Regions from separate parts of the Homo sapiens genome. Here all the other regions are linked to region 1. The links are chromatin contacts, found by Hi-C or POLR2A ChIA-PET in ENCODE. All regions are on one chromosome and are shown on one strand. Each heading gives the region's core, a stretch centred on a gene start or an enhancer-like site at or near the end of the contact. The rest is flanking DNA. Distances are from core to core; before and after follow the strand shown.

Region 1 (5,294 bases), core at 437-2,936:
GGGAGCGGCAGAGCAGAGGAGAGGGCCCAGGATGGATCGGCAGGTGTCAGCCAGGATGGACGGGAGGAGCCGTGCTCAGAGCCAGCAGCCCCAGGACGAGCAGCTCCTGGCTAGGAACAGAAGACAGGCACTGTGGGACAAGTCAAAGGTAAAACCTAAGAGCTCACCGCAAGATACAAAGAAGCCCAGAGCCAACGACGCCCCAGCTCTGAACTGGAGACGGGACAGAGGCTGAGTTTTGAGAGCAGGAGGGAGTGGAGCTGCTGGCTTGGTTGTGGGGTCTGGAGCCAATGGGGTGTTGGCTGCCCAGGGTGCAGGGCCCTAAGTTGAATACTGATGTGAAGCTATACATTAAGAGAATGATTCTTCAAAGCTCCTTAGACATTAATAACAGATTATTAGTGAGAGTTAATATGTCAGTTTCTAGGATTCCTTTTGATCTTATTGTTGTCCACATGTTTAAAAGATTGAAAAATACTATTTGTGAAGAATGGCTTGAAAGTCTAGATTAGATATACTAGTGACTTTTCCAACACTAACAGTTTACATTCTGGAACATGAAACATATTTCATACTTTAATTCAGTCACCCAACACTGACTATTAAGCATGTTCCTTGTCCTTGAGAAAGTCATAGCTAGGATAAGAGTAGGGACAGGATATAAAGGGACAGATATAAACTTAATAATAACTATAATGTAAATGCGATACATATTTTAAAAGAGGTTAGTCTAACATGTTTATAGAACATCAAAGGCAGATATTGTTATGGCAGAGGATCAGGGAACTGAAAAATAAGTCATGGAACCGTCACCAAGCAATGATGGTTACAACTTTTGTTTGTTGTTTGGTTGGTTTTTGTTTCCTTAAGTTTATTTTTAAATAGAGATGGGATCTTGCTATGTTGCCCAGGCTGGTCTTGAACTCCTGGCCTCAAGCAATCCTCCTGCCTCAGCCTCCTAAAGTGCTGAGATTACAGGCATGAGCCACTGCGCCCGGCCAATGGTTAAACTTTTGAGGGATGAGCCAGAATTTGATGGGCTGTTTTGGGTGGGAAAGTTGCTCCAGGCGGAGAGGTCAGCGTGGACGGATGGAAGGATTTTGTCCTATTCGTTGGAATAAGGAACATTCAGTGGTACACATTGGCTAACGCAGAGGTTTCCAGCCAATGCAATCAGAATCCATTGCCTGCAACTTGTGGCTTGCTGCATGGACAGGCAACAAAAGGCATATGTCCTAGAACAACCTGAGCATGTGGTGTGGTTTAAGTAAGCTTAACCTGAAGGTCCAGTGGTTCCCAAATTTTTCCAGGTGTCAGAATCATTTGAGGAGCTTTTCAAAATAAATTCTCAGCCAACATCCTTCCCCACTACCACCACCCAACCTGACTCAGTGGCCCAGGGCAGGGGAGGATCTTTATTTTTCTAAACATTTTCCATGTGATTAGATGCCACAGGCCCTGGGTGTTTGGGAACCACTGAAGGGGGATGGACCCTGGAAATTGTGCATCATGTTTTGACGTTGTCAGTTCCTGTGACCCAGCTCTTTCCCTCTGTGTGCATCTCCGTGGCCTGAGCTCTTGGGGTTCACCCATAGTTTCAGCCCACAGAGCAGCAGCCCGTGACAGCTGCTCCCAGCTGTGAACACGAGCTGCCCGCCTGGGCTTGCCATTTCTGTTTTTAAGATGGGAAGTCAGAATGGCTTATCTCAACTCTGAGGAAGTCTGAGCCATCAGCAAGAGGTTTTCTCAAATACATGATTTTAGCAGATTATTTTAAGGGTGGGGGAATTTCCCTGAAGTCAAGGGAGGGGAAATTCCCCACCAAGGAGTGATGCTGGGTGGGAGATGCTGGTCGGGAACCAGCTGCTCATTAGCTAGGCAGTGTTGGAGAGTGCCTCATGAAAATAGCTAAATCTATGTCTCCTTGTTGTCAAGTGCCTGATGTTTAAGGGCTGTGTTAGATCTCACCTCCCTTTCATTTAACAGAACACCTCAACCTCCACCCTGTTATCACACCCTCACCAGGACTACCCTCCCCCACTTATCAGTCAGGGGCTTTTTTTTTCCTGATGTCTTCTCTAACTGTATTTGTAACAATCCTTCCAATTTAAAAAAATGACACCTCCTCTATGGCTACCACATTGTTCTCTGTAGTAGTTCCTAAAGCTAAAAGTGGCCAGGGCTGAAAATGGGGACTGGGGCATTCTACTCACTGACAGCTGCAGCCAGGAGGAAAGCAGAGAGGGGGAGGAAAATGAGACATTTGTGTAAGGGATGGACTGGGGAAGGACCAATGCAGCCCCAGGAATCAGGGGCCCCCAGAGGGCAGTGTTTCTAGGAGTGATGGTTAACCATGGTTATTGAACAAGAGCATTATAAATTCACTTTATTACATTTTTGGAATTGATAGTACTCTGTGGAACAGATGTGTTCTCTTGGAATTGTCCCCAGTCAGAGAGGCGCTGATGGTCAGCACGCAGTTTTGATGACCAAGGGTGTGCTCCTTCTACCTGACTGAAGCTGCGGGAAGTGTTGTAGAAAGAGCCTGCTCTGTCTGCTCTCATATTGATTGTATGTAGGCATTTGGGGTTTTAAAACTGATTTCAATTTGGAGCAGTCTTTGCTTCTTGTTTACAAGATCGTTTCCAAAAATGGCTTTTTGGGCAAGGTGCAGTGGCTCACGCCTGTAATCCCAGCACTTTGGGAAGCCAAGGCAGGTGGATCACCTGAGGTCAGGAGTTTGAGACCAGCCTGGCCAACATGGCGAAACCCCATCTCTACTAAAAATACAAAAATTAGCTGGATGTGATGGCACGCACCTGTAATCTCAGCTACTCGGTAGTCTTAGGCAGGAGAATCTCTGGAACCCTGGAGGCAAAGGCTGCAGTGAGCTGAGATCGCGCCACAGCACTCCAGCCTGGGCGACAGAGCAAGACCTTGTCCCTCACCCCTCCCCCAAAAAATGTTTTTTCCACACCAATTTTTTCAACAAAAGAAACTACGGTTGGTGAGAATGTGGAGAAATTGGAACTGTTGCGCACTGTTGGTGGGAATGTGAAATGATGCAGCCATGTGGAAAACAGTATGGAGAGTCCTCCAAAAATTAAAACTAGAACTACCATTTGATCAAGTATGCTAAAGAGTTGTAAGCAGGGTCTCAAAAAGATAGTAGCACATTACTCACAATAGCCAAGTAGTAAAAGGAGCCCAAATGTTCACCCACAAACAGGTAAACAGAATGTGGTGTGTATACTCACAATGGAATATTTTTGGTTTTTTCCTTTTTTAAAAATCAATGGAAGTGCTAACCAAACAATGGAATATTATATAGTGTTTAAAAAGAAGGAAGTTCTAACACTTGGTACACATGAATGGATGTCAAGGACATTATGCTTAGTGAAATGAACCAGCCATAAAAGGACATATACTGTATGATCCCATTCATATGAAGTATCTAAAGTAGTCAACATCATAGAAACAGAAAGTGGAAAGGTGGTTGCCAAGGAACAGGAGAGGAAGAAGAGGAAGTTGGTGTTTAATATGTGTGGCCGTTCTGCAAGATGAAAAAGTTCTGTCGTACAAGAGTGTGAATATACTTGACACTGCTGAACTGGAACTGTGTGCTTAAAAAGGGTTAAGATGGTAAAAGAAAGGAAGAAAGAAACAATAAAATTTACTTTTTAATTATTATAATACATTCATTTCTCCTGATTTTGGTGACATACATTTTGAGAATTTATAATAGCTTTACAGCGTCAAAATTCCCTTAGATAAGAAGTCATCATTATTAACTTTCATCTGTAGTTGAGGTTCAAAGCCTATTGAAGTTAGTGAGGAATGGAACATGTAGAGGTGAAGAAGGCAGCAGCACCGGCCTGTGGGTCTGGCCATTGTGAGGAACTCTGCCCAGCAGAGCTGGCATTGACACGCTGTGGACTACTACATCTAAGATTTTTCAGCTGAACTGCAAATTGCTATTTCCCCATCAGCAATTCGTAATTCAATTGAACAATGTCTACTGAGAGTATGTGACACTTTAAAAAGTGTTCAAGTAGAGTGGAGTCAGATTACAGAGAAGATATACCGTAAAAGAATTTTGTTATGAAGCAATAGACAACTCGCATGTCATTTCTTGTGACATCATAAAACCACTGTTTTAAGAAGTTCACCTTGGGCCGGGCGCGGTGGCTTACGCCTGTAATCCTAGCACTTTGGGAGGCCGAGGCGGGCGGATCACAAGGTCAGGAGATCGAGACCATCCTGGCTAACATGGTGAAACCACGTCTCTACTAAAAATACAAAAAATTAGCTGGGTGTGGTGGCGGGCGCCTGTAGTCCCAGCTACTCGGGAGGCTGAGGCAGGAGAATGGCGTGAACCTAGGAGGCGGAGCTTGCAGTGACCCGAGATCGCGCCATTGCACTCCAGCCTGGGCAACAGAGCAAGACTCCGTCTCAAAAAAAAAAAAAAAAAAAGAAGAAGTTCACCTTGGAAGTAATATATAGGATGGCTTGGGGAGGGAAACAGAGTCATGAAGACTGGCTGAGGGATTTTTCTAGCTAGAATCTCAGATGAGCACAGGGGTGGGAGTCAGAGAGACCTGGGTTCCTATCCTGGTTCGGACCCAGCCCCTGTATAGCCCTGATAAATGACTCAACTTCTTGGAACCTCAGTTTCCACATCAGCAATTTGCAGTTCAATTGGAAATCACATACTGAGTGCCTTCTGTATGCCAGGTACTATGCTAGGGGCTGGGAAGACAAAAATCAAACGTCTGTCCTTTCCTTTAAGTCTGTCCTGTCCTTTAAGATGGTAAGCGACCTAGACAGTAAGCGTGGGGAATCATAGAAAACCACCAGGCCTGGACGAAGCATCAAAGCATAGCACAAAGATTCTTCCTGTCTAGACATCAGACACTGAGAAATCCCACTCCATAAAACACACTTGAATTATGGGACAGGAACACAGGAGTCATTAACTTTAAGGGACTTTAAAATCGTGAAAGTAGTTAGGGTGGTGAAGGGAAAAGGATACAACCAGAAAATGGAATCAGGTCCTTGACAGGCCCCACTGGGAGCAGGGATTGGTAGTTGGAAGGAAGGGTTAGTGAGGGAACGGAGGGCAGGACATACGGCTGCTCTCCAGAATGGGAGCAAAACACACAGATTTGGATACTAACACTGTTTTTAATATCATTTTGTCTTATTACAAGTAACAGCTACTGCTGGAGGAGACAGTTCTGCCCAGTGGGTAAGAGTTAGATGGCCTGAGCCTGCTGCACACAGCTGTGTGTTAT
Region 2 (5,294 bases), core at 1,624-4,123, 500 kb before region 1:
TTCAGTATGCTAACCTCGACTGTTAATGTAATTTATATGTAATATTAAAAAACCCCTGGAAATACAGGATTGTGTCTATCAAAAGCAAATCTACTAGCAGAGCAGGGATGTAACTGACTCAAATGGAAATACATTTATTAGATGAGACATAGAAAGGTAACATGGATCTAATTAAGACAAATGAAAAACAACCACCACAGAACCAGAACCAACAAATACTTGCTCTTTTTCTTCCCAGTCAAAACTCTTTAACATTGCTTTTTCTCTCTCCTCCAACATCTGCTGAGAAAATGGTAAATTGCCCCGTCATTCTAAAGGAACCCATGCTAACATTGGGAAAGTGTCAGAGAAGTTAACACAGAAAATAAGGACGTCCATGGTCAGGAGAGTCAGCCCAGGACAGCAACGGGGCCTCTGTAGGAACAGGTACTGTGTCTGAACCCTGATCAGGCAGCTCTGGGAGTCAATGAAACCCCTGAGGCACACGACAAGAAGGGTTCTGTTTTTGTTTTCATGATAATCATAAGTCCTTCAGTAAAGGAGGTGTGTCTGCATAGGATCAGGGAAAATCCATGAAAGGAAAAATGGAAAAGGACATGAGTGCCCTTTGTAGACCATGAGATTTTCTCTCCAGGCATAGAGTACAACAAAAAGTGATGCAGAAAGGACAGTAACTTCTCAATGGGAAGGAGTCCAAGGGCAGGTGTATCACCAACAGATTGCACACAAGTGTGCAAGGAAGCAGGTGTGTGGGGGGAGGGCTATAACTGGGCTTTGTGGGCAGAGGCTCCATTCCTGTAGGGGCTCATAGCTTTAGAACCCAGGTCTCCGCCTGCCGTGGGGAATCAGGCAGCCAGCACCTCTACCCTGTTAGATAAACTTGCAATACAAAAAGGAGAGGGACAAATGGGACAATTTGATGTCACATACGGCTGCTATGGTCCCTTCCAAAACTCATGTTGAAACTTAATCCCCAAAGCAGCAGTATTGAGAGGTGGGGCCTTTAAGAGGTGACCGGATCATGAGGGCCCTGACTTCATAAACAGACTATCATGGGAGTGGGACTGGTGGCTTTATAAGAAGAGGAAGAGAGACCTGAGCTAGCCCATGAGCACACTCAGCACCCTTGCCATGTGAGGCCCTTTCCCATCTTGGGACTCTGCGGCGTCCCCACCAGCAGGAGGGCTCTCACCAGATGCAGATCCTCAACCTTGGATTTACATGCCTCCATTACTGTAAAAAATAAACTCCTCTTTGTAAATTACCCGGTTTCAGGTATTCTGTTATAAGCAACAGAAAATGGGCTAGGAAAGGGCCTACTGACTTCTTTCATTAAACAGGCAAGCAGAACCCTGGAATGGCTTCCTCAGACCATGTCCTGCTCAGACTTCACTTCCTGTCACTCTCCCGTTGTTCACTGTGCTCCAGACATGCCACTGACTTGCTGGTCCAGTAGCCTCCAGGTAAGCTCCTGATCCTAGCTCTCTCCTCTCTGCCTCAGATACTCTTCCCCCAGGTCGATCCATATGGCTCATTCTCACTTTCCTCAATGTCTTTTTAAATTACGCTTCTTCAACAAGACCTTCTCTGATGAGTAAAAAAAGGGGAGGGGGTCAGGATGCTGTCTCAGTGCCAATTCCAGGCACAATTGGAACAACCGGTTTCACTGCTGTCCCCCTGCCCCCAGGCAGCTGGGACCTCAGCATCGAAGTCTGTGCAGATGAACTCCCACTCCATACCCTCTTGCTCAATCAGGGCCTAACTCCCCTGCCTGCCAGCTTGGCCTCCCCCAGGTGCTCTCTGGTGTGGCTGATGTCCTGCAATTGGGCTGGAGTCCTCACCTTCAGAGCCACTCACCCACCACCAGAGACCGCCACTGCCCCCTCCCCATTAATCTAATCAGCCAGCACCTGGGATTATTTCAGTGGGAAGATTTATTGAAGAGGGGGTAGAACACACGAGTTTATTATTTTCTAATGAGTTTGTATTGTCCCTTTACAGTCTTCATAGAGAAAACTGGAGAGGCTGTCCTAACTTCACCTCAGCATTGGCCGTGGCAGCGAGGGCCTGCCCTGTGTCTTGTGCGTGCTCACCACCCTTTCCTCTGTACCTCTGCATGGCGCATAAACACTAGGCACAGAGACTTGAAAATCATCCATCTTTCCAAACCTCACTGAATTCACAACTGGCCAGCACTAGAGAGGACCCTGACCTCATGGCTGCACAGTCACTGGGGGGTGCAGACAGTAAATCCGGGATCACTGGACAGTCACACTGCAACAAGTGCTATGGGAATGCAGGCTCTGCACTTACCGGCTGCACAGCCAACACCAGATCCCACAACCACCCTGACCGTGGCCACACCCACCTCCTAGGGCTATGGCATGGGCTAAAGGAGAGAAGGGAAGGGAAAAGTGTGCACTGTGCTGGTCCTCGGGATGGTCCAGTTTGTCAGCTGCTAACAGAATCCTTTCTAAGCAGGGTGGACATCAGACACCTCTTTGTATCAGTGACTAGTGGGGTGTCTTCAATAAATATTTACACAAACAATGATAAAAGGAGCAAGAATATTAGACATAAATGACTATAATTTGGAAACAGTTTACATCTGTAAGTTCAAATTCTTTTTCTATAATTAACCAGTTTCAAAAATCAGTAAAATTATAAAGTTATCAACAAATAGGTAACATGTAACTAATTTGCTGACTACACACACACACACACACACACACACACACACACACACATCTGCATTTCTGAAGTGACAAAACAAAATTAAAATAATACTGCTATTAGCTTCTCATAAGCTTAGGCCAAGGTGTATGTGAAATACTGAAGAATGCATGACTCCTACACAGACTCTTCCCTAACAGTCATGTTTCATCTGAAACCCGTGAAATGTGGTGTTTGCACAGCCACATCCTCATTTCAGTGTCTCTTACCTATTAACCCTTACCTAATAACTCTAAATGATTCACTCAACTTCCTTGGTTTGAATAATTGCTGCTCCCCAAACTTATTTTCTCATTTTAATGGTGAAAGATCCCCCTAAGATCCTATTAAAAAGTACATCCTATTAACTTTCCTTTACATTGCCTAAGAGGTAAAAAGCCAGACGTGTGCAATTAGGAGGTGTGTCTTACGAAGGATTATGCTCCTGCTAAGATGAAACTAAATTAATAAAGACAATAAAAACAACTTCACCTCCAGGAATCCGTAACAACTGCCCCCCCACTTCCCATGTAAAGGCATTCCAGAGCTTATTAACTGCACATTCTAAAGGATAGCCCAGGGCTTGTGACAGTATGTCATTTGCAGGTCATGTTACCACCTGTATTTTGTTCAGAATAACTGACAGAAATAAAGAATGTGACTGAGCCACCGAAATGACTAAGGCTGCCTGCATTCTATCAACATGTGATCAATCCTCCCTGATTGTCTCATCTGAAGAATTTCCAAAATTCCTGATGCAAGAGTTTTTAGCAATTTTTTTTTAACAACAACAACAAAAAAAACGGCTACAGTTGTGGCTGAAATATATGGAAAACTTGGGTAATGCCAAACAGTACATATTATGGAAATTTAAAAAACATATTAGATAAAAATATTCAATACCATTAGTTAAAAGTAGTATTCACTATAAATAATGCTGCTGCGCTGAAGTATTCTTACAATTATTAGTATAAAAAGAGAATCAACTAGCATTACTTTAAAATGCTATAATATTATAGGTATTTTATATATAGAAGCTCTGTAAGAGCTTTCTTCTCACATCTCCTAAGTTTGAAGGTTTGAGGTGTAATGTTAAAAGGATCTGTGGTGAATGACAACTTGTTGAAGGCTGAGGTGAGCTGATGGCCTCATATTTCCTTCTAGATCTATAGGTTACAACGTTAAACCTAATCCCTCAGAACACTAGCCAGAACACCCTTCCCAGGAAAGCTGGTCTCTAACTTCTATGGCAATTCAGTCTCCCTCTTCCTGGGAAGGAATGGAGGCATTGAGTGTGGCCCATCACAGCCCTTCCCTGCTCTAAGACAGTGACTCTTCTTTAAAAAATTGAGATAAACATCACATACCATATAATTCACTCTTTTCAAGTGTACACTTAAATGGTTTTCAGTATATTCACAAAATTGTGCAACTTTAAAAAACTGAGATAAACATCACACACCATATAATTCACTCTTTTCAAGTGTACACTTTAATGGTTTTCAGTATATTCACAAAATTGTGCAACCATCGTCACTAACTCCAGCACATTTTCTCACTCCCAAGAGAAACCCCGGGCCCATTCGCTGTCCCTCTCCATTCCTCCTTCCTTCAGCTCCTGGTAACCACTGATCTATTTTCTGTCTCTATGGATTTACCTGTTCTGGACATTTCATATAAATGAAATCACACAATAGAGGTTTTTTGTGTCTAGTTTGTCGCACCGAGCGTAATGTTTTCAAAGTCTATCCATGTTGTAGCAATACTTCATTTCTTTTTATGACCAATTTTCCATTGAGTGGATACAAGGCTTTTGTGCATCCAGTCATCTATTGAGTGGTTTCCACTTTTTGACTATCATGAATAATGCTGTTATGTACATTTGTGCATACATTTTTGGGTGGGCATATGTTTTCAGTTCTATTGGGTGAGAGTTCCCTACCACCTGGGAGTGGAACTGCTGGGCCATCTGGTAACTCTGTTTAACTTTTTGAGGAGCTATGAGACTGTTTCCCAGAGCTGCTGTACCCTTTTACATTCTCACCAGCAACGTATGAGGGTTCCAATTTCTCCACATCCACACCAACACTTGCTACTGCCCATCTTTTTATTATATCCATCCCAGTGGGAATGAAGTAGTCTCGCACTGTGGTTTTGATTTGCATATCCCTAATGATGCTGAACATCTTTTCATGTGCTAATTTGTCATTTTTGTATCTTCCTTGGAGAAATATCTCTTCAAACCCTTTGCTCACTTTAAAATGGGTTGCTTTTCTAAAGATTAAACTCTGATCAGATACATATTCTCCCATTCTGTGGGTTATTTCACTTTCATGGTAGTGTTCTTTGGATACAAATTTGAACTCATTAAAATTAAAAAATTTGTCCCCATTAAAATAAAAAAAATCTTCTGTTTCTTTGGTTGTTTATGCTTTAGGTGATGTATCTAAGAAGCCATTGCCTAATCCAAGGTCATAAATGTGTATGTAATCCTATGTTTTCTTCTAGGAATATTCCAGTTTTAACTCTTAAATTTAGGTCTTTGATCTATTTTGAGTTAATTTTTGTATATAGTACAAGGT
Region 3 (5,294 bases), core at 1-2,500, 480 kb before region 1:
TGTGTACTTTATGTACATTATATCTCAATAAAAATGTAAAAACATTTCTCAGTAAATATTTATTGGGTACATACTACTAACTGTTCAGGGCCCTGGGAAAACAATAAACAAATCAGAAATGAGCCATGCTGTTCTTTGAGGTTCACTCCAGTTGGGAAGATAGAAATGAATCAAATGGCATCAATACATTATAAACTGAGATGACCCATCTTAAGGGAAGGACCCCAGCCCTGGGAGACTGTAACAGAGGCTGGCCAGGTCTGGAGAAATGATGGTTCAAGCAGAAGGCAAAGGGAGCAGAAAGAGAGCACTCCAGGCAGCAGAAACAAGTGCCAAGACTCCAGTGCCAAAGGAAGCAGGCTGTGTCCTGCTGGAGGAAGCTTGGGTGACCAGACCACGCAGGAACTTGCAAGTGGGCAAAGGACTCTGGCCTTTAGCTTAAGATCAATGGAAGCCATTGAGGGTTTTAAGGGAAGGGACGTCACACTCAAATCTGTATTTAGAAAAGACCTCACTAATGTTGTGTGGATTTGAGAGTTGTATAGCAGATACTTCCTAGGACGCTCATTAGGGGAAGACTGTGAGTCCAGTCTAGAGCTGCTCTATCCATGAGAAAAGGCAAGAAGAATATTAAGAGGAGGAAGTGACTGAGAACTGCAGATTTTATGTCTTTAAATTTATGTTGAACCGAGGTAATTCATCTTCAAATCAGTGTGATATAGTACCCCAGGCTGCCTCCAGAGAAAGGGACCTGAGGAGGAGGGAGACTGTATTGTAAAGCTTTTGACACCCTGTGATTTTTTAATCATGCATATGTATTACTTACTCAACATAAAATTAAAATTAAAAATTAACAACACTCAACTGGAGCCTTCCTCATATTGCTAACGCTGCCTTAACTCCCTGTTGGTGATAAGGCATAAAGGTAAAGAGGCATCACAATGGTCCCTGTGTCCGGCTCTCATTCCTTGTGAGTAAAAACGGGACTTACCTCAGAAAATTACCAGAGAAAACGCTTCCTGAAATAGAAACAGCCTAAATCTAAAAGACACATGTGCATCATTTAAGATACAAAAGTTTACCTGGTAAAGAAATAACTTCTACTAATAGCCTGGATTTTTAGTTCCTTATATCTAGCTTGTCAAATTGCAGGCCGAGAAGAAAAAAAGGGCAGCATTATTCATGAAAACCAAGACAAAAATGAAAGTTGGTGATTTGGCTCAAAGGACCATATTAAAAAAACAACCGGGTAGTCATAATTTCCTCATGTTTTAAATCACTGAAATCTAGAGTTGCAGCTGTCCCACAAACTGAAACCATATAAATTTTTAGAAAATGAGTCAATCATGAGATTAAAGTTTCAATTTATAACACTTCTGTGTTTTAGTTACAAAGTCATAAATAAACCTAGCATGACACAGAAAGTAAATATTTTTTCAGTTGTTTATGCAGGCAAAGAGGAAAGAAATTTAACATGCAATTAACCACTTAGGTGTTTCTAGATATGCACCATATGGTCTTTCTTCGTATTTAAGATAAAAACAAAAATAAATATTGTTTTCTTTAACCTGATGTTTGCTTAGCAACATCAAATATTCCAAGCTAGCTCAGCCCAGGCACTAACTTCACCTCATGGAAGAGACTTTCCATTTGCAGGAGAGCTGGGGCATAAGAATAGGAGGAAACTTCTTCCCCAGGGCGAAGAAAAAAAAAAAGAATAGGAGGAATAAGCATTTTTACCAAATAGTTTAAATTGAATACTCTGGAGAGAGAGCAGTAAATATTTAACCCGCCTGGGGCTCCAGTCCTATTGTTTAATAGACAATATATTTGTTTATACATTTAAAAACAGACCCTTATGCCATTCTTTCAACCAACATCTGAACAAGTGTGGGATAAAAATAGCCAAGGTCCAAAGCAACCCTAAGATTTCTGTATAAGGACTCCCCATATGATCACGGTTACTTACCTGTCTTAGTTTAAAAATAACTAATGGGAACAATCTGATTGACATTTTAATCTAGATGACAGAAATCACTTAATGGATAATTATTTTCTTATCTTCATGTCTTATCAACTATTCTAAAATTAACGCTTTTAAGGTAAAATCATTATATACTTGATGCTACATGAGGTCAATACGTGGTGCTACACTTTTATATTAACAACTGAAATAAAGTTGTAAAGTCACCCATGAACAGCTTTAAGATATACAGTTAAAATTAAAAACACAAAAACATTTGAGAAGCTGAGGTAGGAGGACCACTTGAGGCCAGGAGTTTAAGACTAGCCTGTGAAACATAGTGAAACCTCATCTCTACCAAAAAAAAAAAAAAAGCTGGGAGTGGGGTGTGGTGATGAGCGCCTGTAGTCCTAGCTACCTGGGAAACCGAGACAGGAGGGTCAGTTGAGCCTTGAGGTTAAGGCTGCAATGAGCCATAATCATGCCAATGCACTCCAGCCTAAGTGATGGAGCAAGACCCTGTCATACATATACACACACAATTGTTAATATGCTTGAGTGTTTAAATGTCACCTATCTTCATATATTATATATATATGTGTGTGTGTATATGTATATACATGTATGCTCTATATATCGAACAAAGAAGCTCTTAAAAATTGACTATCGGCAGGATGCAGTGAGTCACGCCTGTAATTCCAGCACTTTGGGAGGCCGAGGTGGGCGGATAACTTGAGGCCAGGAGTTCAAGACCAGCCTGGCCAATATGGCGAAACCACATCTCTACCAAAAATACAAAAATTATCAGGGCGGTGGTGCATGCCTGTAATCCCAGCTACTGGGGAGGCTGAGGCATGAGAATTGCTTGAACCGGGGAGGCAGAGGTTGCAGTAAGCTGGCATCGTTCCACTGCACTACAGCTTTGGCAACAGAGCGAGACTCCATCTCAAAAAAAAACCAAACAAACAAAAATTGACTATCAAGGGAATGAGAGAACAGGAAAGAAAAGAAACTCTAGTAGTAATAATATATTAAAGCATTAACACCAAAATTGTGCATAACAATGCCATTTTCTCATGGTAGGTTTTAAATTTTTCTTCTTTTTGGGACTACTAAAAAAAAAAAACAAAAAAACTCCACGTAGTAAATGTAACAGTACTCTCAAAATCTCTCTGCACTCTTCCATTATATTGATTTCATCTCCCTATTCTCATCTTTCCACATGGTTAAGAGGCATGTTTGAAAGTTAATCCGGATGAGCACACTATGTAAACAACAGGGTTCACCACTAGCTGCACTCCATCTCCAAGCTGGTACAGTGGTTACTTTCCTTTGCATACATAATCATGGTAACAGCAGTGTCAGCTTAAGAATCTTCTCTAGAAATCAAGCAATCTTAACATGGGAAGCCCTCAAATTACACATAAGTTATATGCTAAAAGTTCATTCACTATTCTGTTACTTGGGAACTCACAACACACATCCAAAACAAATGTTCTATAAGTGATGTTTCAAGCCACTATACAGCCAATGTAACCCTAAAATAATAGAAAGGAGCAGAGCATTATATTGTTGTGATTATAGCAGTAGAAACTGAAAAGAAAATGTTAAAAATTTTGGGTTTTGCTGGTACTTGAGAAAAGGCTGTTCCAATGAGAACATCATGCCAACCACACTGGCTGACCCAGTCTGTGCCCTTTGACGGACACACCTCTGGGTAATCTCCTCAATTTCCCCTCATCCTACACAGCAAACTCTCCCTGTTCCCTGCTGCCCCTTCCCACAGTTAGTACCTTCACTAGACTAATGACTCCCAAATCTACAGAGCTCCCACCTTGCTCTGTCTCCTGGGCTGTGGACCCACTGGCCCAACACTGTTCATCTCCACTTGGATATTCTACAGTCACATCAAATGAAATTCATCACCCATGCACTCCTCACTGCATGAAGCAGCTACCACCCCTCCTGTACTCTGTTTCTGAACGTCATCCCCACCCCCACAGATGGCTCATTTTATTAAAACAGTGGGTGTCATTCCCACTCCTTCTCTTTTATCACCACCTCCCAAACTAGCAAGCACCAAACACCCAGGTCTGTCTGCTGGCTGCCGTGAACCTCTAAAGCACTCCTCTATTCTGCCTGGTCATCTTGTTTCTTTAGCCTCCAGGAAAGCTTGCTGATGCACAACAAATAGGTGTAGGTTGCCACATCATCAAGAGTGAGGAAGAATGCAAGAGCCCTACAAAAACACAAAAGGTACCTTTTTCTCATTAATGTTTCAGGGAAGGAGCCTCCCTCTGGAAATTAAAAACGAGGATCCCAATATAGCCTCGGTATTAGTTGTATACGCATCAGAATGTCTCAATCTTTTCATCTTTTATGCTCAGTCTCTCTGCTCACAACTCAAAGCAATTTGATAGGCTTGAGAACTATTTTGCTTAATAACGAGATGTCTGACAGGACAGCCAGATATAATGATGAATTGGTTAGCAAATACACATCTAAAAGGCTATTTCGAATACAGGCTCCATGAGAGCAAGGATTCTGGTCTACTTTATTTACTGTTACATCCATTGCTTAGACCATGTGGTAGCACGTAGTAGGCACTTAATAAAAAGATAACACATACATATACATTATATCAATTATTAAAAATTTGTAGTTATCACAATATAAATACAAAAAGCAAATTATTGTACAACTATTTTAATTGGGATTTGAAATAGTTTTCTTTATGCTAAAAAACAAAAGTGTGTTTGCTCTTTGGAGTGTCTGACTAAATTCAGCACAATTTTTGGCAGTTTTTTTCTAAAAACAGTTTGTTACACATAGAAAATTATACTTAATATGAAATATATATCACTTCTACATAATTAGACTTAATAGAAATTAGTCTGAATAGAAACCAGTCTCCAGTAGCAGCAACCTTTCTCAACTAATACACCTTGAGTATACTGCAGCAAATCAGGTATATCTGATTATGTCCCCAATAAGTCTGCAGCACACACCTACTCAAAAAGATGGACAGGTAACCAATGTTTATAGATTATATAAATCCCCCGATATAGTCTAGATATGTGTCTTGGCCCAAATCTCATGTCAAATTGTAATCCACAACATTGGAGATAGGGCCTGGTAGGAGGGGATTGGATCATTGGGGTGGATTCTCATGGTTTAACACTATCCCCGTTGGTGCTGTTGACACAATAGTGATTTCTTGTAAGATCGGGTTGTTTAAAAGTATGTGGCACCTACCCTCTCTCTCTCTTGCTCCTGCTGCCATCATGTAAGACACCACTCTCCCCCTTTGCCTTCTGCCATGAGTGTAAAC
Region 4 (5,294 bases), core at 1,109-3,608, 340 kb after region 1:
AGAGCTGGAAGAGGGTTGTCGAGTCTCAAACTCCTTGTGCAGAACAGCCAGCATCTTGTTCAAATGCAGCCTTGATCCTGGGGGCCTGAGCATCTGCTCCACCAAGCCCAGGGGGTGCTCAGACTGTGGACCTCACTTTGATGCCCAGGTCATAGGCCTTGGTAAGAAAGGTGGATTTCATTTTAAGGTTAATGAATAGTGATTGGAGGGTTTCACCAAGAGAATAATTTGGTCTGGGGGTACACCAGTTTGGGGGAGCCGGGGGAAGGTCACAGATTCTGTTTGTTCCTGAGCTTGAGCCTCCTACTAGACACCCAAATCTGGTGAAAGGTGGGCAGCTGTATCAATGAACCCAGAGCTCAGGGTGATGTAGGAGGTAGACAGGAGAGAGCCTACAGGGAGCCCTTCGTCTCCGAATGTACCCAGTGCCAGCCTCGGGGACAGTGTCAGTCCACACAGCTGCCAGTTGCTCCCACTCCTTCTTAGTACAGATGTTCCTGGACTTACTTTCTTTTGGCTTTACAGTGGGCTTATTGTGATATTAAATGCATTTTTGAGCCTGTAATCCCAGCATTTTGGGAGACCGAGGCGGGCAGATCACCTGAGGTCAGGAGTTCAAGACCAGCCTGGCCAACAGGGTGAAACCACATCTCTACGAAAAATACAAAAATTAGCCAGGCGTGGTGGCGGGCACCTGTAATCCCAGCTACTTGGGAGGCTGAGGCAGGAGAATTCCTGGAACTCGGGAGGTGGAACTTGCAGTGAATCAAAATCGCACCACCGTACTCCAGCCTGGGCAACAGAGTGAGACTTCATCTCAAAAAAAAAAAAAAAAAAAAGAAAGAAAGAAAGAAAAGAAAACACATTTGAAGACATAGCAGCAGCCAACATATAAATACACTGGAGATAACTGAAAATTTAACTTTGGTTGTTAAGTTAATGTGTTCTTACTTAGACTTAAAAATAAATCTGTCCTCGTTAAGTTTAAAATATCCCGAGGCAGGAAATCAAGACATTTTTAAATTTCTGGCATTTTTAAATTTCTGGCAGTTGATCTATAGGAATCTGGATTTCTGTCAATCACGTACTGCCAAGTAACAAAGCGCCTCGGGATGCAGATGCACCTGCGTCTGGGAGGCTGCCTGGCTTCCATTTCACATGTTAGTATTTCCCAGAGGAGCCTGCTGCTCCCACTGACTCCTACATTATAGGTTAAAAGGTGGCTTATTGCCTGTTTCACACACTTCTAAAAGGATCATGCTGGCACTAATATTTCCCTACTGACAAGAACCTCTGGGAGCCTCTGTGCCTGAAGAGTAGGGGGCAGGGCCCTGCCTGCTCCTCACAGGGAAGCCCTGGCCTCCACATATCTGTGGGCCTATGACCCACCTTGTGTGGGCAGCGGCTCTGGGACAAATGCCTCAGCATTTCCGTGTTTGGGGCCCTCCCTACCCTGATCCTTCCTATTCTTCCCCAGCATGGAAGAATAGGACAGACAGCGGAATTCAGTAGAGCCTCGGGCCATTGCCCCACCGACATTCCTTCCTTCCAGTCTCTTGACACACACCGCATTTTAGTTCCCTGACAGTCAACCAGGACAGCAGCACCCACTTGCCAAGAACAGTGCAACCTCTGTGAACACCCTCCCCTATCACACACTGACAACCAAGGACGGCCCAGGCTCCATAAGGAAACCCTCCACCACCACACACCCAACACCAAGGATGGCCCAGCCCCCACAGGACACCCTTCACCACCACACACCCACCACCCAAGCCTCTAGAACTTCCCAAGCACATATGATGCAGGAGGAAGATGAGACAATAGATGCAAAGATGTCTCCACCATGGTTTTGATGATTGCTGGGCCTTCTCACCTAGGAAAGAGTCATACACTCATATCACTCCTGCAGAGGGCTTCAACCTGCCATAGAAAGGGACGTAATGGGACTGTGCTTTGAAGGACACTTATGCCCCAACCCGGACAGTGGTGAAATACACGAGGTGTTTCCATTACACACACAGGGAAGGCCAGGGCCTAATGAAAACTCCCCGCCAAGGAGAAGCTCTGTGGGGTCCCGGCTGCCTCTTTCATGACAAAGACAGCCTGAGAAGCACAGAGGGCTCACCACTGGCTCTGCCACTTCCTGGCTGAGGGGCCCTGACCAAGTCTTTGAAGTCTCTGCACCTCAGTTTCCGTGTTAGTACAACAAGCGTGATTCATGCACGTGCTTGGAGGGCTGCAGTTAGAATAAGAAATCCCACACAGGAAGCTCTGCTGTGTGGCTGGGATCCCGGAAGTAACAGGCTTGTTAGTTGATTATTTGCATTTTGAGGTAGTTCTGAGGTCACAGACAGTGAGGGATCCCACCCTTAATATGAAAGGTGTGGACAATACAGCCAGCAGCAGCAGCTGCAGAACGCCGCTGAGGTGACACCTGAGTCCTCTGTGAAGTCCCCTTTTCTCGCCAGGCGTGCGCAGAGGCCTGGGGGTGTCTGTAGTTTATCTGGGGCCTGAGGAAGCCTCATCCAGACACAGGCCTGGCCCCACACCCCAGCTCCACACATGTGAGCTGTTCCGCCAGAGAGCAGGAGGACTAGAACAAGGCCACCTCCGTTCTCCTGGGAGCTAAAAATGAAAAGAGGCACTGGGCAAAAGCACTTGTTTTTGTCGATAGCAACACTTGTGCACAATTTTGAATCAATAACAAACATGTTCACAGCCAAAAACATGCCGGAATGCATCAACCCTTCATTATCTATGTGTGGATTGCCTATTTTGTTAAGTAGCATGTGTTTTTAACTTTAAAATTATGTTCAAATTTTACTGTATAGTATTCTCTACCTAAACTTCTTTACACAGCATTAAAGTTTCATAACTTCAAAATGCCCACCATTCATATCTTAGTATGTTCTTTCGTTTCTCTTTAGCGACCAAAGGTAAATACTAAATCCCGTGGTCAGCATGAGCATATCTTGTGTTCTGATGTTCTGTTCTTCTTTTTTTTTTTTTTTCTTTACTTTTTGAGACAAAGTCTCACTCCGTTGCTCAGGCTGAAGTGAAGTTGCACAATCATAGCTTACTACAGCCTCTATCCCCTGCACTCAAGCAATCCTTCTGCCTCAGCTTCAGGAGTAACTGAGACTACAGGCAGGTGCCACCACACCTAGCTAACTGTTTTCTTTTTCTTCCTTTTTTTTTTTTTTTTTTTTTTGAGAAACGAGTTCTCGCAATGTTGCCTAGTTCTCGAGCTCCTGGCCTCCAGCAATCCCCCTGCCTTGGTCTCCCTAAGTTCTGGGATTACAGGCGTGAACCACCATACCCGGCCTGTTCTGTTTTGTTTTGTTTTTACATTTTTTCCTTATAATAACTTTCCCCATATCTAAACAGGAGAATATTAGTTTTTACTTGGACTTTTTAACTATATATTATTGGATTACAGGGAAATGTTTTTTTCTTGTCAGTTATTTCATTGTAATATTTTTTTATAGGCGGTGTTATTATGTTATAGGGTTTGAGTGAATTGTGGGTTTTGGTTATATTTTCAGGTTGCTTTCCAAAATTATCATGCCAGATGTGTCTAACCCTGGAGCCTAGATTGGGTTCCCCACCCCAAGGCCACACACAGCTGAGAGGGCCTCAGCCTCCCAAGTAGCTGGGACTACAGGCACCCACCACCATGCCTGGTTAATTTTTTATATTTTTTAGTAGAGATGGGGTTTCACCGTGTTAGCCAGAATGGTCTCCATCTCCTGACCGCATGATCCGCCCGCCTCAACCTCCCAAAGTGCTGGGATTACAGGCGTGGGCAACCATGCCCGGCCTATATATCTATATTCTTATACCCATTTACCGACCTCTCTTCATCTCCCTACTTTGCTACCCTTTCCCAGGCTCTAGTAACCACCAATCTACTCTCACCCTCTATGAGATGAACTTTTTAGTTCCCACAAATGAGTGAGAATGTGTGATATTTGTCTTTCTGTGCCTGGCTTGTTTCACCTGAGATAATGACCTCCAGTTCCATCCATGTGGCTGCAAATGACAGGATCTCTTTCTTTCTTCTGGCTGAATAGTTATTGCATTGCATATATGTACCAAATTCTCTTTATTAATTCATCCATTGATGAACACCGAGGTTGATTCCATGTCTTGCCTATTGCGAATAGTGCTGCAATGAACATGGGGATGCAGATATCTCAGGGAGAGAATTTTGATCATTCCAGGAAGCAGGCAGGAGGCAAATAATTGAAGGAATTTGGATCATAATCCAAAAGACACAAAAATCCCAAATGCCATAATCCAGAATTTTAAAATCTGGAAGGACCAAAATTCCTAAAGATCAAAACCCTTAACTTCTAAGTCCCTAAAGTCTAAAATCCCTAACATCTAAAATTCTAATCACGGGATAGCCGCACCACAGTGCCTTGTGCAGGCTGTGCAGGAGGCGTGTATGAGCGCCAAATTGACAAGGGGCGACCATTTTAGGCATCAATGTGACTGAATTAAGGAATATCTAGAAACCTGGTAAAGCATTATTTTGGGTGCATCTGTGACAGTGTTTCCAGAGGGGATTAGGGTGTGAGCATGAGTGGACTAGGTAGGAAAGATCCACTCTCAATGTTGGCGGGCACTATCCCGTCAGTTGGGGCCCAGAGAGAACAAATTCGGAAGGAGAATTGGTCTCACCCTGAGAGCTGGGAAAGGATTTTCTTCTATTGCCTGGGACACTGGAACTCCAGGCTTGCCAGCCTTTGGACTTCAAGACTCAAACACTAGCCACCCCTTGGGTCCTGAGGCTTTCAGCCTGAGCCAGGCTACCAGCACCCCAGGTTGACTCTGTATTGCATATGTACACAAAAACTTTGAAACTTCCTCAACAAATGAAGAGATTTTGTTTTTGTACATCTGCATTTGGGAAAAGGTGAAATTTCTCAAGATCTCAGCTCTTTGGGGGACTGCAGTGGTGACCTATTATATTTTTAATTGATTTCATCATAAAATTTCTCAAGATTTCAACTCTGTGCAGGACTGTGGCAGTGACCTATTGTGGTTCTTGATTAAACTCATCAAGGCTTAGATTGTCCGTCACAGTTGTTTGTTTGTTGTTTTTTGAGACAGAGTTGCGCTCTTGTCGCACAGGCTGGAGTGCAATGGTGTGATCTCGGCTCACTGCAACCTTCACCTTCTGGGTTCAAGCAATTCTCCTGCCTCAGCCTCCCGAGTTGCTGGGATTATGGGTGCCCACCACCAGACCCGGCTGATTTTTTGTATTTTTAGTAGAGATGGGATTT
Region 5 (5,294 bases), core at 752-3,251, 310 kb before region 1:
CAAGGCAGGAGGATAGCTTGAGGCCAGGAATTCAGTAACAGTCTGGGCAACATAACAACACCTCCATCTCTGCAAAAATAGAGAAAGAAATTATCCAGGCATGGTGGTGCCTGTAGTCCCAGCTATTTGGGAGGCTGATGCAAGATGATCACTTGAGCCCAGGAGTTGGAAGCTGCAGTGGGCTATGGTCCCATCTCTGCACTTCAGCCTGGGAGACAGAGCAAGACTTTGTCTCAAAAAAGATTATATATATATATGTGTGTGTGTGTGTGTGTGTGTGTGTGTGTGTGTGTATAATTTTATTATTAACTAAATATAAATATGTGTTTAACAAATATATATAAATGTTTGACATATAATTTTAAAATTACAGTTAATAAATTCTACTGATAACAAACCACATTAGTTAGATTTTTTTTAACATACAATTCTTCAAGAATAAACTTGATGCCATTGTCAGCAAACTGAACTGCCACCCAGCTTTACTTTATGTTTATTTTCCTTTATACTTCTATTTACCTATGGCTTCTGGTAAGGCATCCAACCTAATTATTCACTAGATTTTTAGTCAACACTTAGTATGTACCAATCCTTGTTTTCATCACCAGGAGCGCAAAATTGACAACGCTCCTTGAGGCATTTGATCTAATTGGATGGCATTAGATGGCTCATGTCTAAGTGATTTCGAGTGCCCTCTCCTCTCCTTGGGCCTTTGGCAATGTCTGTAGGTGTTTTTGATTGTTATAAATAGGGGTTAAGGAACAAATGTGCTCCTGGCATCTGGTAGGTGGAGTCCAGGAATGCTGCCAAACATTCTGCTGTGCACAGAACAACCCCCTAGCAAAGAACGATCTGACTCCAAATGTCCATAGTGCTGAGATGGAGAAACACCGCCTAGAAGGAATGATGAACACAGAAACAGATGAGTCTGAAACAAGGGGATAAATACAGTAAAAAATTGATAGTCTATTACTAGAGTACCATTAGTACTGTTAGTGGCTCTTCTATTAGTAGAAAGCTTGTTTTTGAAGATGTATTCCTTCCTGTATAGTTCCATAGCTACATTAAAACATTTTTATCGTGGAAGATTTTAAGCATGCAAAAAATAAAAGAGTTAAACTCATTTTCCACCTTCAGCCATTACCAACTTCATCAATTTTGTTTCATATGTACTCACCCCCTCCCACTTTGACAGGTTATTCTAAAACAAACTTGCACATCATATACTTTAATTTGCAACCACTTCAAGTGTATACCTCAAAGAGATAAGACATTCTTTTCAAAAATACAACTCTTTATTTTTAATCACAGCAAAAACATTCCTTAATGCATGGATACATTCTTTACATGACAAAACAAGAACAAAAACAAAAGACCCCATGGGTTTTTTGGTTTGATGTTATTAAGACATCTGTCCCATCTCCCTCCCTGTATCTTTATCTTGAGTTGAGCAGGAGAGGTATTGAAATCTTTCTTCTTTTATGTATCTTGTTGATTGGTGGCATATCTATCAGAGTACTCCATGCTGACCGACGCTACCTGGGCAGTGATTTAACCTGCAAACTTTGCCGATTTCTGTATGTTAGGGGTTTGGACCGGTGCTTGTTTTAGTGTGCCTGGCACAGGATTTTTGTCTGACTTGGCCCCAGCCTGCGCACTGACTGCCCATCCCGCACCCCATGACCAAGTTTTCCCTGGATACATGATTTTTTTTAACTGGCAGGCCCCCAAGTGATACTTTTCTCTGTCTTTGTACCAGTTGATTCTAACAACAGACTTTTTCTCTGGAGACTGACATCCCTCACAGAATGGTGGCAACTACCCTAATGGCTTTTAAAGGGTCAACCCTTGCCTACCATTTTAGAAAGCAAATTTTGTTCTTGAAAGATGTTCAGAAACAAATGGGGGAAAAAGCAAGCAGTAAACAAATGTATAAGAATATGCTAACAACTCAGAACAAAACTGAAACCAAAAGTTCATTTACCAGGATCAGAAACACAAACAAAGACTTTTTATCTATTCTGGCAAGTCATTTCTAGTAAAAAGACAGTTTGCGTGACTTGCCAGAATACATAAAAAGTCTTTTATAGTCCCAGAAGGGATACGAGAGCCTTTACTACAGTGACTTAACCCACTCAGGTCCTAAATAAGCTCAACAGACAGCTGCTATCAAAGGAAGGAAGCCTGACCTGAGAGATGTACCTGGGTAGAAAAAAGGCAATCCGCGGAAGTACAGCTCAATTGTGTGTACCTCGTCTTGTCCCAAAGGTTGCCGATCTGTTTTAAAGGTACCCTTGTTTCATCCCACTTCTGACCACAGAGTATGTCAACCTAAAAAAAAAGACACTTAAGAATCTTACTTCCAGATATGTTGAATTTATTCAGGAGTGGAAAAAGTGGTTTATCAGAGATTCACAGAGTGGCAACCCACAAGTGCCATCTGCTGAAAGGTAAAGGGACGCTTTTTTTTAGCAGGAAGAGAGAGGTTCATGTAACCTACTTAGGAACAGAGTTTATTGGTTCCAAAGGCATGAAGTCAGAGTTGTCATCAGTTTATCGGCGGAGATGCTGTTACTGGGGCAAGTATTCCTTAGAGTATTTTATTGGAATTATTACAGCCCTAAAGAGTGTCTAGTAATGCACTTTTTTTTTAGTTAAATGAGATATATTATTACAATTAATTTTACCTACTTTCTATTTTTCTTTTTTTTTTTTTTGAGATGGAGTCTTGCTCTGTCACCCAGGCTGGAGTGCAATGACACAATCTCGGCTCACTGCAACCTCCACCTCCTGGGTTCAAGCAGTTCTCCTGCCTCAGCCTCCCAAGTAGCTGGGACTATTGGCGTGTGCCATCAAGCCTGGCTAACTTTTTTGTATTTTTAATAGAGACGGGGTTTCACTGTGTTAGCCAGGATGGTCTCGAACTCCTGACTTTGTGATCCACCGGCCTCGGCCTCCCAAAGTGCTGGGATTACAGGAGTGAACCACCATGCCCGGCCTTTTTAAAATTATTATTATACTTTAAGTTATTGGATACATGTGCAGAATGTGCAGGTACCATGGTGGTTTGCTGCACTCATCAACCTGTCATCTACATTAGGTATTTCTCCTAATGCTATCCTTCCCCTAGACCCCCACCCTGCGACAGGCCCCAGTGTGTGATGTTCCCCTCCCTGTGTCCACATGTCCTCATTGTTCAACTCCCACTTATGAGTGAGAACATGTGTTTGATTTTCTGTTCCATGTGTGTTTGTTGAGAATGATGGTGTCCAGCTTCATCCATGTACCCGCAAAGGACATGAACTCATCCTTTCTTATGGCTGCATAGTATTCTATGGTGTATATGTGCCCCCATTTTCTTTATCCAGTCTATCATTGATGGGCATTTGGGTTGGTTCCAAGTCTTTGCTATTGCGAACAGTGCTGCAATAAACATACATGATGCATTTTTTTTTTCAGACTGAGTCTTGCTCTGTTGCCCAGGCTGGAGTGCAGTGGTGTAGTCTCTGCTCACTGCAACCTCTGCCTTCTGGGTTCAAGCGATTCTCCTGCCTCAGCCTCTGGAGTAGCTGGGATTACAGGTGTGCACCACCACCCTCAGCTAATTTCTGTATTTTTAGTAGAGACGGGGTTTCAACATGTTGGCCAGGCTGGTCTTGAACTCCTGACCTCAAATAATCTGCCCACCTTGGCCTCCCAGAGTACTGAGATTACAGGCGTGGGCCACCACGCCCAGCCTAGTGATACAGTTTCTACAGTCATTTGTCATTTGAAGCAAATTGGAAAGGTGAAAAAGCTCGATAAGTTGGTGCCTCGTGAACTGACTGAAAATTTAAAAAAAGAAAATCACCATTTTGAGGTGTCGTTTTCTCTCATTCTATGCAGCAACAATGAACCATTTCTTGATTGGATTGTGATGTGACGAAAAGTGGATTTTATACGACAACCGGCAATGACCAGCTCAGTGGTTGGACCAAGAAGACGCTCCAAGGCACTTCCCAAAGCCAAACTTGCACCAAAAAAGGTTATGGTCACTATTTGGTGGTCGTCGGCTCGTCTGATCCACTGCAGCTTTCTGAATGCCAGTGAAACCATTGCCTCTGAGGAGTGTACTCAGCAAATTGATGACATGCACTGAAAACTCCAGCGCCTGCAGGCAGCATTGATCAACAGAAAAGCCCAATTCTTCTTCATGACAGCACCTGACCACATGTCACACAACTCACGCTTTAAAAGTTGAACAAATTGGGCTACGAAGTTTCACCTCATCTGCCGTATTCACCTGATCTCTCGCCAACTGACTACTACTTATTCGAGCATCTTGACAACTCTTTGCAGGGAAAATGCTTTCAGGACCAGCAGGATGCAGAAAATGCTTTCAAGAGTTTATTGAATCCTGAAGAATGGATTTTTACACTATAGAAATAAACAGACTGGGCGCAGTGGCTCACGCCTGTAATCTCAGCACTTTGGGAGGCCAAGGCAGCCAGATCACCTGAGGTGAGGAGTGCGAGACCAGCATGACCAACATGGAGAAACCCCGTCTCTACTAAAAATACAAAATTAGCCAGGCGTGGTGGTGCATGCCTGTAATCCCAGCTACTTGGGAGGCTGAGGAAGGAGAATCACTTGAACCCAGGAGGCGGAGGTTGTGAGCTGAGATTGCACCACTGCATTCCAGCCTGGGCAGCAAGAGTGAAAGTCCATCTCAGAGAGGAAAAAAAAAAAAAAAGGAAAAAGAAAAGAAAAAAAAAAACTTATTTCTCATTGACAAAAATGTGTTGGTTGTAATGGTTCCTATTTTGATTAATAAAGATGTTTGAGCCTAGTTATAATGATTTAAAATTCACAGTCCAAACTGCTGTTACTTTTGCACCAACCTAAAAATACTTGTATACGTGTGAAACATGCCAGACTTCCAAGACAGGAGATGTGTGACAGATGTGAAGGGATTTCTTGGGAGGTGTTTAGGAAGCCTTTGGAAGCAGTTCTTATCTCAGACATGCAAGCACGAGCCTCCTCTTTTGTGCATTCCCAGCCCTGTTTTGTCAGCGTCTGAAAAGAGTGATTCCATCCTGGTATGTGCAATTCTCACAGCTTGTATAGATAAAATTTTGCAACTGTGCAAATATTTCCGCAGAGTAAATATCTAGGAATAGAAGAAGTAGTTCAAAAAGTAAACACATTTGAAATTCTAATAACTATTGTCAACAGCCCTCCTCAGTGCTGGTACTAATTACACTTCTAAGAGCTGTGTATGATGGGAGCTGTTTTCCCTCACCCTCACCAGAAGT

The links. A loop is a pair of places that touch in the nucleus more often than their neighbours do. ChIA-PET counts read pairs that join two places held with the same protein, here RNA polymerase II (POLR2A). Pooled maps may share reads with other maps.
Region 2: a loop to region 1 is called in a pooled map, with 3 times the contacts of the local background. The contact joins two enhancer-like sites. A Hi-C loop is called at or near these places in 3 of 37 single-sample maps with no recorded cell type and 5 of 50 pooled maps.
Region 3: a loop to region 1 is called in a pooled map, with 2.9 times the contacts of the local background. The contact joins two enhancer-like sites. A Hi-C loop is called at or near these places in 2 of 37 single-sample maps with no recorded cell type and 2 of 50 pooled maps.
Region 4: a loop to region 1 is called in a map of natural killer cell, with 11 times the contacts of the local background. The contact joins two enhancer-like sites. A Hi-C loop is called at or near these places in 1 of 168 maps with a recorded cell type or tissue (natural killer cell) and 9 of 50 pooled maps. POLR2A ChIA-PET finds 5 or more read pairs at or near these places in 2 of 52 experiments (activated T-cell and activated naive CD4-positive, alpha-beta T cell).
Region 5: a pooled map shows a loop between it and region 1 (8-fold over the local background). The contact joins two enhancer-like sites. A Hi-C loop is called at or near these places in 2 of 168 maps with a recorded cell type or tissue (CD4-positive, alpha-beta memory T cell and naive thymus-derived CD4-positive, alpha-beta T cell), 3 of 37 single-sample maps with no recorded cell type and 10 of 50 pooled maps. POLR2A ChIA-PET finds 5 or more read pairs at or near these places in 2 of 52 experiments (OCI-LY7 and activated CD8-positive, alpha-beta T cell).

What each region holds. Positions count from the first base shown.
Region 1 is chr13:24,272,990-24,278,283 of GRCh38, forward strand. All of the region lies in intron 4 of SPATA13 (spermatogenesis associated 13), which reads left to right. Among named protein-coding and RNA genes, the nearest start is that of SPATA13-AS1, 21 kb to the left of the region's middle. RefSeq lists enhancers at 1,632-1,921, 2,222-2,281. Within about 2 kb of position 1,687, at least 18 of the 41 ENCODE cell types and tissues checked have a DNase peak (open chromatin) inside an H3K27ac peak, as active enhancers do; they include natural killer cell, where a contact is called at or near this core.
Region 2 is chr13:23,768,823-23,774,116 of GRCh38, forward strand. All of the region lies in intron 16 of MIPEP (mitochondrial intermediate peptidase), which reads right to left. Among named protein-coding and RNA genes, the nearest start is that of PCOTH, 120 kb to the right of the region's middle. Within about 2 kb of position 2,874, at least 3 of the 41 ENCODE cell types and tissues checked have a DNase peak (open chromatin) inside an H3K27ac peak, as active enhancers do.
Region 3 is chr13:23,793,506-23,798,799 of GRCh38, forward strand. The region is part of intron 16 of MIPEP (mitochondrial intermediate peptidase); the gene reads right to left. Among named protein-coding and RNA genes, the nearest start is that of PCOTH, 93 kb to the right of the region's middle. Within about 2 kb of position 1,251, at least 5 of the 41 ENCODE cell types and tissues checked have a DNase peak (open chromatin) inside an H3K27ac peak, as active enhancers do.
Region 4 is chr13:24,616,418-24,621,711 of GRCh38, forward strand. No RefSeq gene overlaps it. Among named protein-coding and RNA genes, the nearest start is that of ATP12A, 61 kb to the right of the region's middle. Within about 2 kb of position 2,359, at least 7 of the 41 ENCODE cell types and tissues checked have a DNase peak (open chromatin) inside an H3K27ac peak, as active enhancers do; they include natural killer cell, where a contact is called at or near this core.
Region 5 is chr13:23,964,755-23,970,048 of GRCh38, forward strand. It overlaps LOC105370115 (a long non-coding RNA gene), which reads left to right. Exons shown (of 5, transcript XR_941753.2): 5 at 3,886-4,745. Among named protein-coding and RNA genes, the nearest start is that of C1QTNF9B, 70 kb to the left of the region's middle. Within about 2 kb of position 2,002, at least 5 of the 41 ENCODE cell types and tissues checked have a DNase peak (open chromatin) inside an H3K27ac peak, as active enhancers do.